Regions from separate parts of the Mus musculus genome. Here region 1 is linked to region 2. A link is a loop called in an ENCODE intact Hi-C map of the cell type or tissue named here. Cell type or tissue: left cerebral cortex. All regions are shown on one strand.

Region 1 (8,000 bases), 420 kb before region 2:
CACAGATTGTCAGGCATCTATAATTTGTCCACCGAGAAAAGATGTCCTTGGGTGAGCATATCTGGGAAGCTTATGAATTCAGGTCAGATGAAGTTTTTGGACTTCACAGCCAGTGAGAAAGCCATTCAAATATTTCTGTCCAGAGACTGAGGTAAATGGAAAGAAATGCACCATAGGAAGTGTCCAGAAGCCTGCGCGAGAGAGCATTAGAGGGGGTCGTTACACTATGAAGAGGTGAGAACTTGAGTTACAGCCCCCAGCACTCAGGAAGGCAAGGCATGGTAGTCAGAGGGGTCTCTGTGTGTGGAGGGGGTAGGCATTCTGGCTAGGCAAGATCTCCAGGTGGGCCTTTAGAGAAGAATGTGACGGGAAATCAGTAGCTCAGAGCCATGACCAAGTGTCGAGACTGTTCTAACATCTTCCTTCTAAGCCAGAGGTCCCAAACTGGCACCACACAGGCCCCATCTGGACTGCAGATGTGTTTTCCTTGGCCCACAGAGCATGTTAAAATTCTTTCCAATTTCTAACAGCATACACACCAAGAGTCAGCCTGGAGAAGCCCTCTTTTAGCTTGTCTTGCACTATCAGAGCGCTTCTACATTTAGCATCTAAGTTAAAGCCCAGTGATGCCCCATGGACACGGCAGGGTGCTCCCAGCTTGTCTCAGTTCCATCTGGCCAACCCTTCTTATTCATTTCCTTACCTGTCTGTAGTTTTAGTTTACAGTGCCTGGGCTGGGCTGGGCATTTACACATTTTTTAAGGAGAGAGAGAGAGAAAGCAAGACAGAGAGAGACAGAAATAGAGAGACAGTGACATTGGCAGAGAGTTGGGCAGACAGACACATACACACAGAGAGACACAGACAGACAGATAGAAACAGAGACACACAGAGAGATGACAAAGACAGACAGACAGAGACACAGAGACAAAGACACAGACAGATGGACAAATACACACACACACACACGCACGCACGCACGCACGCACGCACGCAGAGAAAGAGAGACAGAGACAGAGACAAAGAGAATGGAGAATGTCAAGGGCCAAGTAATTCAGATACCAGTGTCAAACATTCTTTTGTTGGTCTAGAGCACATCAGTTTGGCTAGAGCCACTGGTTGACCAGTGACCCCCAGGGATCCACCTGGCTGCATCTCCAGGACCCCGGGATTGCACAGACAAGTCACCACAAAAGACATTTCCCAGGGATCCAACCCAGGCTCTTGCTTGTGAGGGCAATGCTTTTCAGACCGAGCAGTCTTGGCTGCCTGGACTCTCATTTCCAGTCCTTTGAAGAGAGTCTTTCTGAAGCTGGCTCTATCAGTTTCTGCCATGGTCACACTCTGCCCACCTGAGCCTCCTCGGGGGTGTCTTTTCCACTGCTCTTGCTGGGCAAGAATCTTTTACCTTGGCAGATTTGCGCTTGATTCTGCCAGCAGCCTCGGTCCTTTGACTCCATCATTTTTTTTCCCAGAAAGGATGAGTGATGTTTACACATTCAGTGCACATGTCCCCCATTCCACTGAGGCCTTTGCCCAGGCTTGTGCTAGTAGCTTGCTCTGACCTCTGCATTGAAGACAGTCCCTGTGCTCTGCCACATTCCTCTTCCTGAGCCTGCTTGATTTCCCACACTACATGAAGCATCACCTGATATCATGTTAGAGGAAACCACAGGAGATCACATGCTGTGTATACCAGAAACAGCCAAAGGGCAGGGGTGCTGCTCAGTTGGTAGAGCATCACTCAGCATGCACAAGGTCTTGGGTTCAATACCCAGCACTGTCCAAAACAGGCATGGTGGCACATGCTTATGTTCCTAGCACATGGGTGGTGGAGGCAGGAGGATTGGAAGTTTAAACTCAACCTGGGCAATATAGAGTGCTTGAAGCCCTTTTTGGCTACACTTGCAAGTCTGTATGGTTACACTTAATATACTATTTTCTTTATTATCTCTCTCCATTTTCTTAAAACCTAAGCCCAGTGAGGAAACAGACTTAGCTGTCTCTGTGTTTTAGCTACAGCCATAAAACTGTGACTGACACACAGTGGATACTGAATTCATGAATGTCAGTTACAAAGAAAATGTATTCTCAGCGACCCAGTCCCCTAGTACACATCAGCCATTTTGATTTTTCTGTCCTCTCTAGTATCTTTTCTGTTTCAAGCCCTGTTTTCTTGCCCGGTTTCTTCCTAATAATTCATATGCCTTCCTTTCTGGCTCCGGTGTTAATGACTTCCACATCTGTGACTTCAGGCATAACACCCCTATCCCCTCCAAAGCAAGCTGTGAGTATCGACTCCAGTTGCAAGTTGGATATTCTGCCATAGCTTCTGGAACATAGTGCCTCTAAAGTGTGCGTTTTCTCTTATTTCTGAAACTTTCATTTCACCTCCTGCTTTCTGTTTCCGTGTGTGAATCTGCTCTTAAGCACGAGCACAGAACTACCTGGAAGTTCTTTATCCTTTACTAGGGACCCCAGCTTCTGCCCTTGCCCCCACCATGTTCTTTGTACTGCTTTCCCACCGTGGCTCCTCTCATTCCTTCTCCTTGACAAATGTCTTCATTGGCAGCGGATCTTTTATCTCCCCGCTTCTTCCCACCTTTCCTTTTCTCCTCTCTTTGAGAACAGATGAACTTTCTACAGTATCTGCATAGGATCATTATTCTACATGAATTGTATCTCCCCACTCAATGCAACTTTGTGAACATTTCTGTGTTCTCTCTCTCTCTCTCTCTCTCTCTGTGCTTTTTTTCCAACCTGCCTACAGATGGGTTTCCTGTGATTGCCTTGAACCACGAAGACACTTTCATAGGGTTTCTTGCTCTTCTTTAATATGCAGAGGTGCATAGTCCCAGTGGCAGCAGCCACGAGTACCTTGACAGTCAGCCCTTCTCATGATGCCCATCGGTGTTCTTCCTTTATCGAGTTCAGATCTGTGGGCTTCCTCCAGAAACACAGCCACAATTGAGTTGCTTAGCACTGTATTGGTCTGTTTCATGCTGCTATAAAAAAATACCTGAGGTTGTGTATTTGTTTTTTTTTAAAGCCTATAGTTTTGGAGATAACCTGTTTGTCTCGTAAAGGACCTTCAGTGACATGAAAACAAACAAATATAAACACAAAACTTAAGGTCTGTGTTTTGTTTACTTTTTAATAACAGCTCACTCTCAAAAGAACTAACTGAGGTCTTATGAGAGCTACATCAATCCATTCCATGGGTGACTCCTAAGTGACATACTTACCTTATACTAGTTCTATGTCTTTAAAGGTCTTTAGTAGTCAGTGTTCTCTAGCAGAATAGAACTTCTAGATTGAATCTATCTATATCATCTATCTCAGTCTATATCTGGATAGAGGGGGTAGATCATTAAAATATCTTACAGGCTGTGGTCTAGCTAGTCCTACAATGGCTGTCTCCAAATGTCCAAGGATCCAGTAGTTGTTTTGTCCATGAGGCTAGATATCCCAGCTGGTCTTCAGGATATGCCAGCATTCCAAAGAAGTAGAAATTCTATTTCTACTAATGCCAGTGAAGGACTTAGCAGAGAGAGCTAGACCAAGCAGGCAAAGAGCAAAAGCTCTCTTCTTCCATGTCCTTTATACAGGCTGCCATCAGAAGGAATGGCCAAGGTGAGAGGTGGCCATTTCCACCTCAGAAGAGTCAAATCAAACGTGGGTCTTCCCATTTCAAATGCTTTTATTAAGGAAAAAAAGTCCCTCACAGGTGTTCCCAGCCATTTGGGTTTTAGTTAATTCCCAATGTAGCCAAGTTGACAACCAAGACTAGCTGTCACAAGTTCCCATACCTTTCAGTGCCTCCACATAAAAGACCAAGTTTAGAGTACATGAACATTAGGGGGCACACATGAGCCATATCCGAGTCCAATCAATCACACTTCCCTCAGACAGATTTTCCTTTAAAAATGCTTCTTACATGGAAATTCTAGACAGCCAGGATACATCCACCTCCATCCTTTTGCAGACTCTACTTCTCATCTGTCTTCTTGTCTGTGAATCTGACTCCTGTCATGGGGGCACAGCGCACAATAGGTTCAGAGCACAGCCTGAGTGTTAGCCTTTTCATCTCCCTTGCAGGACGTGTATCAGCAAACTGTGGTTGCTTCGAGGGACAGTTAAGGTGTTGTTTGTAAGGTTCTCAGCACCCAGCACACCTTGAGCGTGTTTCTGTTGTCATTCAAAGCTCCTTGCAAAAGATATCTTTCCTACAAGGTCCCTGTGGTGTTTGTTTGTTTGTTTGTTTTTGTTTTGTTTTGTTTCCACAAATGTCATTTATACTCCGTATCTGTACTGTTCAGATTTCACATATTTCACATTTTATAATTATATGACTAGATTTTAAGATCTCAGAAGGTCATAGAACTTCCCATACTTGTTTGGGCTCTAGTTCCAAGAGCCAAGCAAATATTTTTGTGGCTTCTGACAGATAGTTGTGCGATTTAAACATTAATTGAACATTTGGAGCAAAGAAAAGCACTGTACTAAGACACTGGTCCATCGAAGCTGATCAGAAATAAAATAGCCTGTATTTGAATGTAGCTAATATGCTCTCTTAAAATGATAATTTATATCTGAAGGCAGTTGTTGTCAGCTTTAAGAACCTGCAGTTCACCATCTGGCCAGAAGATGGCACAGTGTTCAAGCAATCGCTTCTCAAAGTGAAACCCAGTGGGGAAAAAGGAATGAAATTGCACTCGGACCAAGTTTATAGAGAAATGGGAGAAAGTGATGCCAGTTCAGCTTTGACACCATCCTAGGGCTCAGCAAGTGTCACGCTTTCATGTGGTGTCTTCCTTCTTACTGTCTAGCGTAATGAGCTGGAGGATTCTTCTAATTAGCTAAATATTATTGTACATCAGAGTGGGGCCAGGCTTCCTGTACATTCTTATTTGCGTTTTGCCAGCCAAAGGAAGAAAGCTGTTAGAGGCAGGGAGCAGATGTAAGAGAGACACAAAACACGCCAAGAAGTCACGGCACTGCTGTGGTACTGGAGGAAGCGATTTCCTTGCCTGTGTTTTTATTCTCATATTAGTAGAAGCACTTCAAATCGTTATGTCTTCCCGCGGAAAAAAAAAAGGCTTTTGCGCATGGCGTATCTACGGGTGCCTGTGTTCAGCATGTGTCTCAAAGTCTTTTCCTCCTCAGAAAGAATTGCACGAATGGGCTTTTATAGATTGTTAATATATCCACGGATGGTCTCAGCCTCTCTCTCCTTTACAATTATCAGCAATGTTCCAAGCCAACAAAGCAACCGTGCAGTTTGTTTAACTTTCCCTCTGTCCTTGGTTGGGAAATTCCGTGGAGGAAATTCAGAGTTGATCCACTATCTGGTATCAACTTTGTGCATCTCGTTCTTGCTCCACTTTTCTTTCTTCTTCTTCTTCTTTTTTTTTTTTTTAAACCATGTTAAGTCTTCTGAAAATTGAAAACTAATTTATTATCATGTACTTATTAGCACAACCACAAAAGAGGTCACCGGTCTTTCCTTTAATTTCTGTCACAGGCTGCAGGCCGTATTATGCTAAATCAAGGAAACGAGATAATTAACACAGCAACTCTGGCAAGTTTAATAGGTGAGTGATGAACACTTAGAGTTGAGCTTCAAAACCCATGTCTTAATTACCACACACCCCAGTGCCGTGAGGAGACTGGGGCCGGAAGCACGTGCCGCAGGTATCCTGGGCCAGGCAGAAGTTGCCACGAGTTTCCTGTGAAACTGTGATTAGATTGAGACGTGCCAAGGTGAGGTAAAAGTTTATTTTCTTTTCAGTTTTTATTTCGTGCTTATAATGTGGGGAGTTGCAGGTGAACTTGTATATGAGGATGCACGCATGTGTAAGGGTGCTGGTGGATGTGAGGGGGTTGGAAGGCAACTGACGGTTAGCCAGGAGCTGTTCCCTTTATTTGAGACGGCATCTCTCATTGGTCTGGAGCGCAGCAGTAATGATCTAGTCTGATGGGTTAGCTACTTCTAGTCTGCTTCTGCTTCTTCCATACGGGAATTCTGCATGCACATAACCATGCCTACGATTTTCCACACGGAGTCTGGGTCTCCAGCTCAGGTTTTCATGCTTCTATGACTGTGCAAGCCCCACCCCCTTTTTTGTTGTTGTTATTTTTAATCTTTAGCTATCTAGTTTGTGGCTCTTTGAGAAGTATCCATTGTACTGTAAGAGTTCCTACCTGGAGTCACATTAACCCCCGACGCCCATCCCATTATCCCTCTCCTGTGCCCTGGAAGGGATATTTCAAACAGCCTGGAAACACTGTAGGTTGTCATGTGTCCGGGACATGGTGCATCTAGCATTTGGAACCAGAGACTAGGGATACCACTAAAGCTCTGACGATGCACACACAGCACAACCCCCCCCCCCCCCAACCACCACCATAAGGAGTTGGCCCCAAGTGTCAATAAGCCAAGGCTGTGAATTCTGAGCACCAGTGACATTGTTTTTCCCTGCTTGTTGCCAACAGGTGTCACCACAGACCCTGTTCTGTTTGCAGTGCTATCAAAGAGAGAGCCCATAAACTCCTGAAACATATGGAACGAAATCCCAACTGCAAAGCGTTTGTGGAAAGCAGTTACACGCTGGTGAGCTGAGGCCTATGCAACCAAAATTGATCAATTACACAAATTAAGCAGAGCCCTTAAGGAGTTTAGTTTATTGGTCTGGACATCTGTTGCAGCATTGTCCAAATCCAAAACTCAAATGGTGCCTCCGGTTGCCAAGTTAGGCAAGAAAAATCTAGAAGCTATAAAAGCACAACCGAAAACCCTATATTAATATCAAGCCCATCTGCTGAATGTTACATAAATATGCAGACTTTTTCTTTTCCATGGGAGTAACATTTATTTTTACAGTGCCCAGTTTGACATTCTTAGGACATTCTGCTCAGTTTATTACGTTGTAACTTGAAATGTTTCTTTAAAAATGCATTTATGGTGTTGGTGTTAATCTTTTTTTTTTTTTAAGGATTTCTTCCACCTGCTTAACTCGTCATTAATACAGAAGTTCTTTTTCTTATGAGAAGAATGGGAAATCTTTGGACAAAGAGGCTCAGAAAAGATTCTGAGTCACACTTGTGTAGTGTAAAGGGAAATTATGTAACAGGCAGGGATGCTAATATTCCACCCCGCCCCTTTACAAGTTGAAATGTAATCTCCATTTTAAACTAAATTAACATCATTTCCAAACAGAGGATCATATTTATATCAGATTTATACAACCACATCAGATTACTATTAACATGTAAAATAGTCTCCTTTATGCTGTGGGTAAAAAATAGATTCGAGAGAATGATTTGATTTCCGCTTTAATGTCAGAGTTTTAAATTAATTGGAATGGACATGTTTAGGTTGTGCAAGACTCCGGGGCTGGCAAACCAGCAGGTAAGGACAGATTTACCTTCAGAACCTGTTGGGATCCTGGCATAAAGGAGGTATTTCAGTAGAAAAAGTACATCTGAAAAATCATGGTGTTTCTGTCATGTCCATCTGCCGAATGTTAAATAAATATGTCGGTTGGTTACTTAAATATGTTGAGTGGTTAAGCCAACTGGAAAATTATAAGATATGGTAGGAAAGCCTAGGGGTTCTTTTTGTCCTACCTGGTTCCGTGCTTTGTTTTCATTTTCTGTGTCCAATAAGACACTTGTAGTGTCTGTCATCCAATGACTTCTGGTCTGATGGTTAGAAGCGCATCTAGAATGGACAGGAAAGTTAAAAAAAAAAAGACACTAAAAATGAAACAAACCCACAACGAAGCAAACAAAAATCCAGCATGGGCTGTGGGGAGACTTCTATTTTAAAGGAAGAAAACCATGTATAGAATTTAATCAAATTCACTCCAAAGGACATTTTTTAACTGCAAAGGCGGTGACTGTTTACTCGTGGGATACTTAATATAAACTGAAACTCTGTTAAAAGTCAATCTTATTTTTCCTATTTTACAGGAGTGCACACGACCCCTTGAGGTAGG
Region 2 (8,000 bases):
TGCTTGACTGATAAAATGTTCAATAAGTGAATGAATAAATGTTCTAACCTAAGTATCACAAACTTATGAAGTCTCTCTAGTAAGAGGCCTTCAAACACTATTGAGCTTAGGCATATAATGAAGTTACATGTCAGTGGACTGTATTTATGTTCTTCAGTCAAGATGACATGCAGTTTACTGTATCAGGAGGGGAAAAACCCTGTGACAAGACTTTGTTTCAGCACATTACGATAATCCCAGCTAATCAAGGTACATCATCAATTTCAAAGTCGTTCCCACAAGCTAAAAGCTCCAAATGGAAAAATCTCCTCCATTACTAAACGAAAAAGCACAAATCACAACCTCGCTCAGTATTCTTGTCACTCAGCAGTCATTTTGGAGGGAGAAAAATAAAGAACCCATTCAAGTCGAGACTTTCTATGTTTTCCCCACCTCCTGTATGCTGCAACTGCTTTGTGAGAAATTACGTGGGGGAGGGGGGAAGCAAAAAAAGCAGTTTGCAAATAGCTTTCAAATCCAGAGTGCTCTCCTGAGGATAGGATCCTAATAGGATAGAGATGAGGCTAAGTTGCTGGATGCTGCTGCCCATTACTCTTTTGTTCCCACTCCAGGAAAACATGCACAGATCTCCTAAGGAGGCTTCTGGGCACGTGTTTTTGCTTACTGCCTAATGTGGTTCTAATAACACAAACATTCCAGCGAAGCAATGACGACACAGCGAGAGCTACAGATATTAGAGGCCCACGCAATGGAAGCGTTTGGGGGAAAGAACAGCGAATGCGTCTCTGACATTTTCTTGTTACTGTCTTGGTATGACTCCTCCTGGCCTGCATTAACAGAAGAAGAAACACAGACCGAGCAAAAGTGAACGAGAGGGATTTGAGGACAGCATTCCTCGGAATACCCCAAAGTATCCTTGCTTCGGAGGCGGTTCTGCCTTTCTAAATGCATGTGTGTGGATCAATTACAGGTTTTTTGGAGTTCTTTTTTCACTGTTTGATTCATTGTGCATTCTCAGACATGGACCAAGTATGTGCTCCTTGGGTAAGAAAAAGAACCCTAAACTTATTACGGTACATCTTACACTTTAAATTAAATTTAAATTCAGAAGAATTATTACTGAAGGAGGTTGTGTGTTGGCTCATCCAGACATCAATTCTAATGTCAATGGAGTGTCTTAGACTCTGAGTATTAGGTGAAGATGGACCATATTTAAACCTTGAGCCAACAGCTTCCATGTTCCCTGGATCACCTACAGGCATATGGCTTAGGTGGGAGAGTCCAGGCTTGGAGTGTTCTCATGGTGCTTAGCACACGCTTCTTGCCATAGCCTCTTTATTTGAAACATGGGAAGGTGCTGGCCCTAAAAGGCCTTACTTCACCATCTATATAACATTTTTGCCCATAGTTGGAGTTTCCCTTGAGGTGATCATCCATATGGAAGAGAGTTCAGTGTAGAGCATCCCACAATGGGATGACATCTACATCAAACTTGACAGCATGGCAGAGTAGAGTCCAAACTTCTAGTTGCTTCACAGAAAAAAAAAAAAAAGATGACAAAGGAAGAATAGAACAAAAGAAAGGAGAAAGGAAAGAGGGAGGAGGAAGGAGGTTAAGAGAGGATGAGGAAGGAGAAATGAGGACAGGAGGAAGAGGTAGAAGGAGGAAGAAAGACAGAAAGGGAAGTACATAGAAGAGAAAGGAAGAAGGAAAGAAAGGAGGAATGGAGGAAGGGAGGAAAGAAATGAAGGAAGTAAGGGATGGAGGTAGGAAGAGAAAAAAAGAAGAAAAAGGAAAGGGCAGGAGAGAGCTAGGGAGGGGAGAAGGACAGAGAGAAGGGAAAGAATTTCTCATTTCCCAATTCCACCCTGAATTAAGGTTACTCACACTTGTGATCAAACTCTCTACGGAACACAGAGTCTATCACAACATTCCCTCTCAGGGCACATTCCTCCTGCTTTGGGGTTAGTGCTTTTAAAAGCTGTTACCTTTTTCCTACCCTGAACATACACACACACACACACACACACACACACACACACACACACACACACACACACATCTTTCTGCTCTGAAATACCCAAGCTTGTCTTTGCATATGAATATCCCCTGCTCAGAGGCTTCTATTCTCAAAGACTCAGATAATACTCAAGTATCCCTCAGCATTCCTGAGCAGGGTGCCTGGGGCTGTGAAGATTTCAGTTTAGTTTGCCTGTGTCGTTATTACCTGTTTGCCTGTATTCCCTTGGCCTGGTGCAATGGCAGTCGCCATGGTGAGTTAGGGACATCAGCTGCTTCATGCTAAGCTCCTCGGTGCACCTGCCTACCTAAAGAAGAAAGCTACGGTGATGCATACGTAATTCTGAGTGTTCCCAGAAAGAGACGTGAGCAGAGCTGTTGGAGTTTCTCTAGATTTCCAAGCTGCTCAGTCACAAGCAGGTGAGTCTTGTACGCCATCATATGTTTAAGAGCTGTGTCTGTCATCATGCATTCAGTTCCAGTGGACTATCAATGTCCTGGGTGTGACATGATTATACAAGAGTCTTTAACTCACTAATCAATCACAGAAAATACACTTGACCAATAGACACATTTCTCATTTGTTAAGTATTTGAATATTTTGAATAATATTTGGCCCAGCATTGCCAACTATGGAGAGATAGTGAGCTATACTTTGGTTCCCTGGAACTAAGTACACATTGAAAAGCTGTGTGATCCTGGCTGGTTCAGTTAACCTCTCTGAGGCTCTACTTTCTTGTGTGTGAAATAAGAGATGACAATACAACCAAGGCATACACTATAATGAGAATACAAGGAGTTTCAGAAACACAGCGTGCATGAGAGTGAGGTCCTCCCTGCCCCTGGAAGGATGGGCAATTAGGATCCTCTCAGGTCAGTGCAAGCATACAGCATCCCCTTCACTACAACAACGGGGAAACAATACATTTTAGGATGATCATATAGTCTTCCCTACTTCTTCAACAATGGGACCGAAGGATGAAGTGACATGGCTTGAATGTTTGTCACATTCCACTGGAAGAGAAAAGAATCACAGAATTAACTAACCCGTGTGCTGCCAATAGAGCACCGATTACTGTTTGTCAAGAGTGTGGCTTTGGATCATTTCATTTGCAGATTCGTTCTGTATATGCTTTTCTTCCGTCAAACCAAAATAAGGGAAGAAAGACTAATGATTAAAATACAGGACTACAGAGTGATATTTAGATTACTGTGGTATCTGACTTTCATACAGTTCAACTGAAAATGTTTCCCCTGCATGGAAAAAAAGTAATGACTTAATAGGGACTGTAAAAAAAAAATCATTGAAAACTGAATTAAATCTCAGATTATTTGTCTTCTCGCTGAATTCAGGGTGTTTTTTTTTTAAGGCCTTTAATTAAAACCCTAAATTTGGTTTTCTCTTCCATCTTAAATAAGATTTTTTTTTTCTACTCTAAGAGTAAAATCATCTTTTTTATTAATGGATTGTTGAGACATTTCCACCATTCGTCCAACAGCTGAATAATAGGAAGAGGGATGTCACTGAACGTGTGCTGCTGGGATATCAACAAGTCCTGGGGCTGGGATGCTGAAAGAATCCCCACATCCATTTGACTGACCTCTGTGGCCAGCCTGCACAGAGCATCTCCATGGGCAGTTGTCTGTGACCACAGATGGATGCAGTGCAGAGACACAGTCCACACCAGCCTGCGGGAAGGTGGTTTATAGGAACACATTGTAGCAGGGAAGTCAAGCCGGGCTCTTCTAATGCAGCCAAATCAAAAAGCACTATAAATCTCCCTGGGAAACAAGTTTATAAACTCAAGTTATGTTTAAATAAACACTTGAAGTTGAAATGCTGGACAGAACCCCAGAATATGTCCAGTTTTTTTATTTTTATTTTTATTTTTTTTAACTCATCCTTTTCTTTTCTGGTGCTGCATTTAATTCTATGACAATTAACAGATTTCCCCCAATTTTCTTGAAACATAATGACAAAATTTCACAAAACGTGAACAGAACTCCCCGGGGTTTTTTTTTTTTTTAAACAACTAAGACGGCATTATTCCGACTAACTTCTAGTTTAGTATTTAAGTCTGCCATGCTTTGTGCCTGGCTTGCGTGGCTGTGGGTGTGGGTGTGTACACACGTGTGTGTATCGAGAATTTCTTGAAATATAGTGCAAAATCATTTGCAGACTCTTTATAGATCTCCTTTGGTTAAAATAATTTTTCCTGACTAAACTCTATTAATATTTAATCTGCTCCACATGCATGTGTGTCTGGTTCTCTTATTGACAAGGCTCATAAATTAGGGGCTGGTTCAGGGGAAAAAAAGAAAAAAAAAAAAAAGACTCACTACTTTGAGACCGTCCACAAGGCGGCAGTAGAGCATCACTTCCCCCCAGATGCCATGAATCTCTCCGAGTTCCTTTTCTAAACATTTGGATGCCATATCTGCCCGAATACTAGTAAAACCTACTCTGGCTTCAAATTTCTGTTTTGCCATTCAAATAGTTTTTATTAGTAAATGTAAGCTAGTCGCAATGGAACCGTTAATTAGTTTTTCCCTGCTCACAGAAGGAGGAACCTTTAAAGTTTGGGTGTCATGTATTGCTGTTTGTGCAGTGCCCCTTTCTTCTCCTCAGCCTTACCCTGGATCCTTAGGAAATTTTGATGAGATCCTGTTATCTGACCATGAAACTTCGATTCACACACACAACACACACACACACACACACACACACACACACACACTTCCTAGTTCTAAAGGTGTTATCCTGTGATTTTTTTTTCCCTCCTCGGCTCCCAGATAAAATGTAGCATTGGATGTTACTATTTGCTTAGCAGATGTGGCGACAGACTGTGGCTCCACTGGACACCGTACTTGAATAGTATGTCTTCATGGGTCAGAAAGAAATGTCACGAAGAGAACTGAGAGCTGCAGCAGAAGTTTGCAGGTAGATTTCCACCCACCAAGGGGCCCTCCACCTGCCTGGGCAGTGCACCCCTAACATGGTGTACACCTGAGTTTGTACTATGACCTCCTGTGTCAGACTACCCAAGTGTGCATCTGAATGCACGCCTCATACATGACAAAGAGATGGGAGGCCATAGAGCGCGGGCTGACCTTGGATCTTTCAACGACTTTCTGCTGCCAGTATCGTGGTGGCCCTGAGGACGAGACTGCCAGACTCTGATCTGACATAATATGTCATCCTGTCAAATGCACGCCATTCCTGGAATGAAACATAGGTATGGATACATGCATGGTAGAGAGACAGAGAGAAGACGGTTAGCAAAACAAATTCAAAATGCTATTCCGTAGAGCAGATCTGAGCCACAGTGTCTGCTGTCTGCTTTCTCAGGAAAACTGCAGGGAACATGGCTGGACCAAAAATGTCAGAATGGATTGGAGTGTTTTGCCAGTGGAGGCACAGCATATTTGCTTGTACACATGAGTACACATGTGCTTGCCACATCAAAGCAAATTATTTATGAAGTATCATCTGGCAAGACGCAAGGATCAGTGATAACGGCACACACATGCACACACGTGCACAGACGTCTCATTGTGCTGGGTAAAAATACCCAAAGCCTAACGCCTTCAGGACTGAAGATTGTTTTGCAGGCAATAAAAGACATTAAAGTTCTGAGTGATTTTAACAGTCAGAGGAACAGTGTCCTCCTTAAAATGTTCTAAATGGAAACATATATCATCTCTGCAGCACTTAATTTTTAAAGATGTATGTACCAGGAACTGCGCTAGGGAGGGAGGTGGGACATCTTTATTCCATCTCACAGTTCACACGCAGTGTTAGAGTCATGTAAAGACACGGGCTTTTTTGTGTGACCGAGAGCAGTGCTCACTGAAAGAACTTCACCACTGAATGCGACGTCAAGTGTAATGACACGATGCTTTTCCTTTAAGAAGAGCGCATTGATTTTAGACGCGCTGAAACTTCGGAGTTTCCGAAGTGTGTTTGGGTTAAGGTTATGTCGTCCTTGACAGCATTCAAAGAAAGGTTTGAATTGTTGAATAACCACCTTTCACCCATCCCTAATTGTAATTTAAATGACAATATGCTCTCAATCAATAGCTCTTTGTCACACTTTGAAGATCAAGGGATGAGATTTCACCCCGTGAGTTTACCAGGCAGAAAAAAAACCTTCTTGTTCATAACCCTAAAGAAGCATCAACTTTGGTACCTGCTTCCCTTCGCATCGCTTAGATGCAAGTCTAAAAGAAAACGATCCAAACTCTTTATTTTTCCCATTTTGCTCCCAGCCAGATATCATAATAAAAATATTGCCAATTAAAAAGACTGAATTATCTTCATGTTTAATGTCACCAGATTACCCTCAGCCATTGTAATGTAATAGCCAGTCTTCTCAACATTTGCTGTATCGGGGGCAATGTAGCAAGAGTTCTCGTGATTGCTTTTGGCTTGGTTTGGTTTTTATTTTTTGCTTTTTGGTTTTTGTTTTTATTATTTCTCCATGTCAGTCTTTGAGAGGGAAGCCCTGGATTCTGACATCAAGTTTACTATATGGACGCATGCTTGTCATGGAACTGGGGGGGGGGGGTCTCTTCCCTGGACTACTTTTCTACAAGCATCTTATGGCAATGGTAATAATGACACTTGTTACGTGATGCGTGCGTGTGATTTACTGAGCTAATCTTTATTTCCACAGAGCAAATGGAGCTCAGAGAGGGTGTGTCCGTCTCTCTTGTCTCAGTGCTAGAGAACAGAGCTTGGGTGGAGGGGATTCCGAGACTTCTCAGCATTCAACACACCTCGCCTTCTGACTGAATGGGACTGTCTCTTTTTCCCCAAGTCCCCTCCAGAAATTGTAATTCTGTCATTGTATCTTCATGCATGTTCTACGATAACACGAAACTGCATTCATCTCAGAGAACAGGCTTCGCACATATAAGCAGACACTTGGACCCTTTTTAATCTGTTCCTTATGAAGAAGTCATTCCCCCACTGCCGAGCACATGCGTAGTTTTGTTAGTTCATTTTAAGGATAATAGATTGACCTGGCTGGCCAAGCCGAGTTCTATTCAGGTAAAGGAGAAGTCACCTACGACAGAGCTCACAGTTAGTTTTGAGTACCCAGACTGCTAGGGCGGGAGATGAGCTTGAGTCTGACACAGACTTGTGGAGAGTCTCCAGGATGTGTTGTTTTGCTACCAGTAGCCAAAGCTAATGATGATAATGAAGCCTGGTAAAGCTAATGATAATCAAAGAGGCTGCTTGTGTGTTAATATTTGTGTCTTACTGGGCAAGAGACAGGGTTAGCCATTAATGTCTAGATGGGTTTTCTCCAGCTCATCCAGGGTGTCTGGCATTGATTCTAAAATATGAATTATTGGGAAATTTTACATGAAAATTTTGCTAAGCTTGCAAACAGAAATCCTTTGGAAACGTAGAGATTCTGGAAACAGTGTTTCCCAGAAGTTGGCTAGAGTATGTCACAGATGTCTTCTTTTGAAGACCAGGTTCAACTCCATATAACCACAATCTACATGCCAAATTCACGCTTAGACCAAAAAGCTTCCCCCGGAGAGAATCAGAATGGATTTGTGTTGTTGTGTGTGTGTGTGTGTTTTTTTTTTAATGTGTAGTGTTTGTGAGTGTAAGTGTTCTTTCTTGCGTGTGAAAGTATATCTATGCATACAGATCTGTGTGTATCCCTTTGGAGGTCAGAAGCCACACTCAGCTGCTACTCCTCAGGTTCTGTCCAGTTGTGTTTTGACAAAGAATGTTTCAATGACCTGGGGCTCACCAAACAGGCAGGCTGGTAAGTGAATCCAATGGTCCACACTTCTCCACCCCCACCCCACCCCCACCCCCACCATAGTATTGAGGTGACAAGTTCCTTCCACCATGCCTGGCTTTTTTAATGTGGGTTCTAGACATCAAACTAAGGTCCTTAAGCAAGGCAAGCTCTTAGCTGCTGAGCCATCTCTTTGACCTGAGATAGCTTGAATTG

What was found. Peaks named below come from ENCODE experiments on the same cell type or tissue, not always from the same donor. Only the 100,000 strongest peaks of a DNase experiment are listed, where the experiment ranks them.
Region 1: it touches region 2 in a loop (2.9-fold over the local background); 6 of 42 quality-filtered maps call a loop at or near these places.

Annotation. Positions count from the first base shown.
Region 1 is chr6:98,100,776-98,108,775 of GRCm38, forward strand. No RefSeq gene overlaps it. Among named protein-coding and RNA genes, the nearest start is that of Gm32592, 120 kb to the right of the region's middle. In left cerebral cortex, CTCF peaks have their summits at 3,863, 4,640 (motif pointing right) and 6,486 (motif pointing right); DNase peaks (open chromatin) are centred at 3,917, 4,660, 6,674, 7,120 and 2 more places; H3K4me3 peaks cover 787 bases; H3K27ac peaks cover 901 bases.
Region 2 is chr6:98,521,066-98,529,065 of GRCm38, forward strand. It overlaps Gm32783 (a long non-coding RNA gene), which reads left to right. Exons shown (of 3, transcript XR_377905.2): 3 at 612-876. Among named protein-coding and RNA genes, the nearest start is that of Gm32783, 7.4 kb to the left of the region's middle. In left cerebral cortex, a CTCF peak has its summit at 4,393 (motif pointing right); DNase peaks (open chromatin) are centred at 4,417 and 5,111.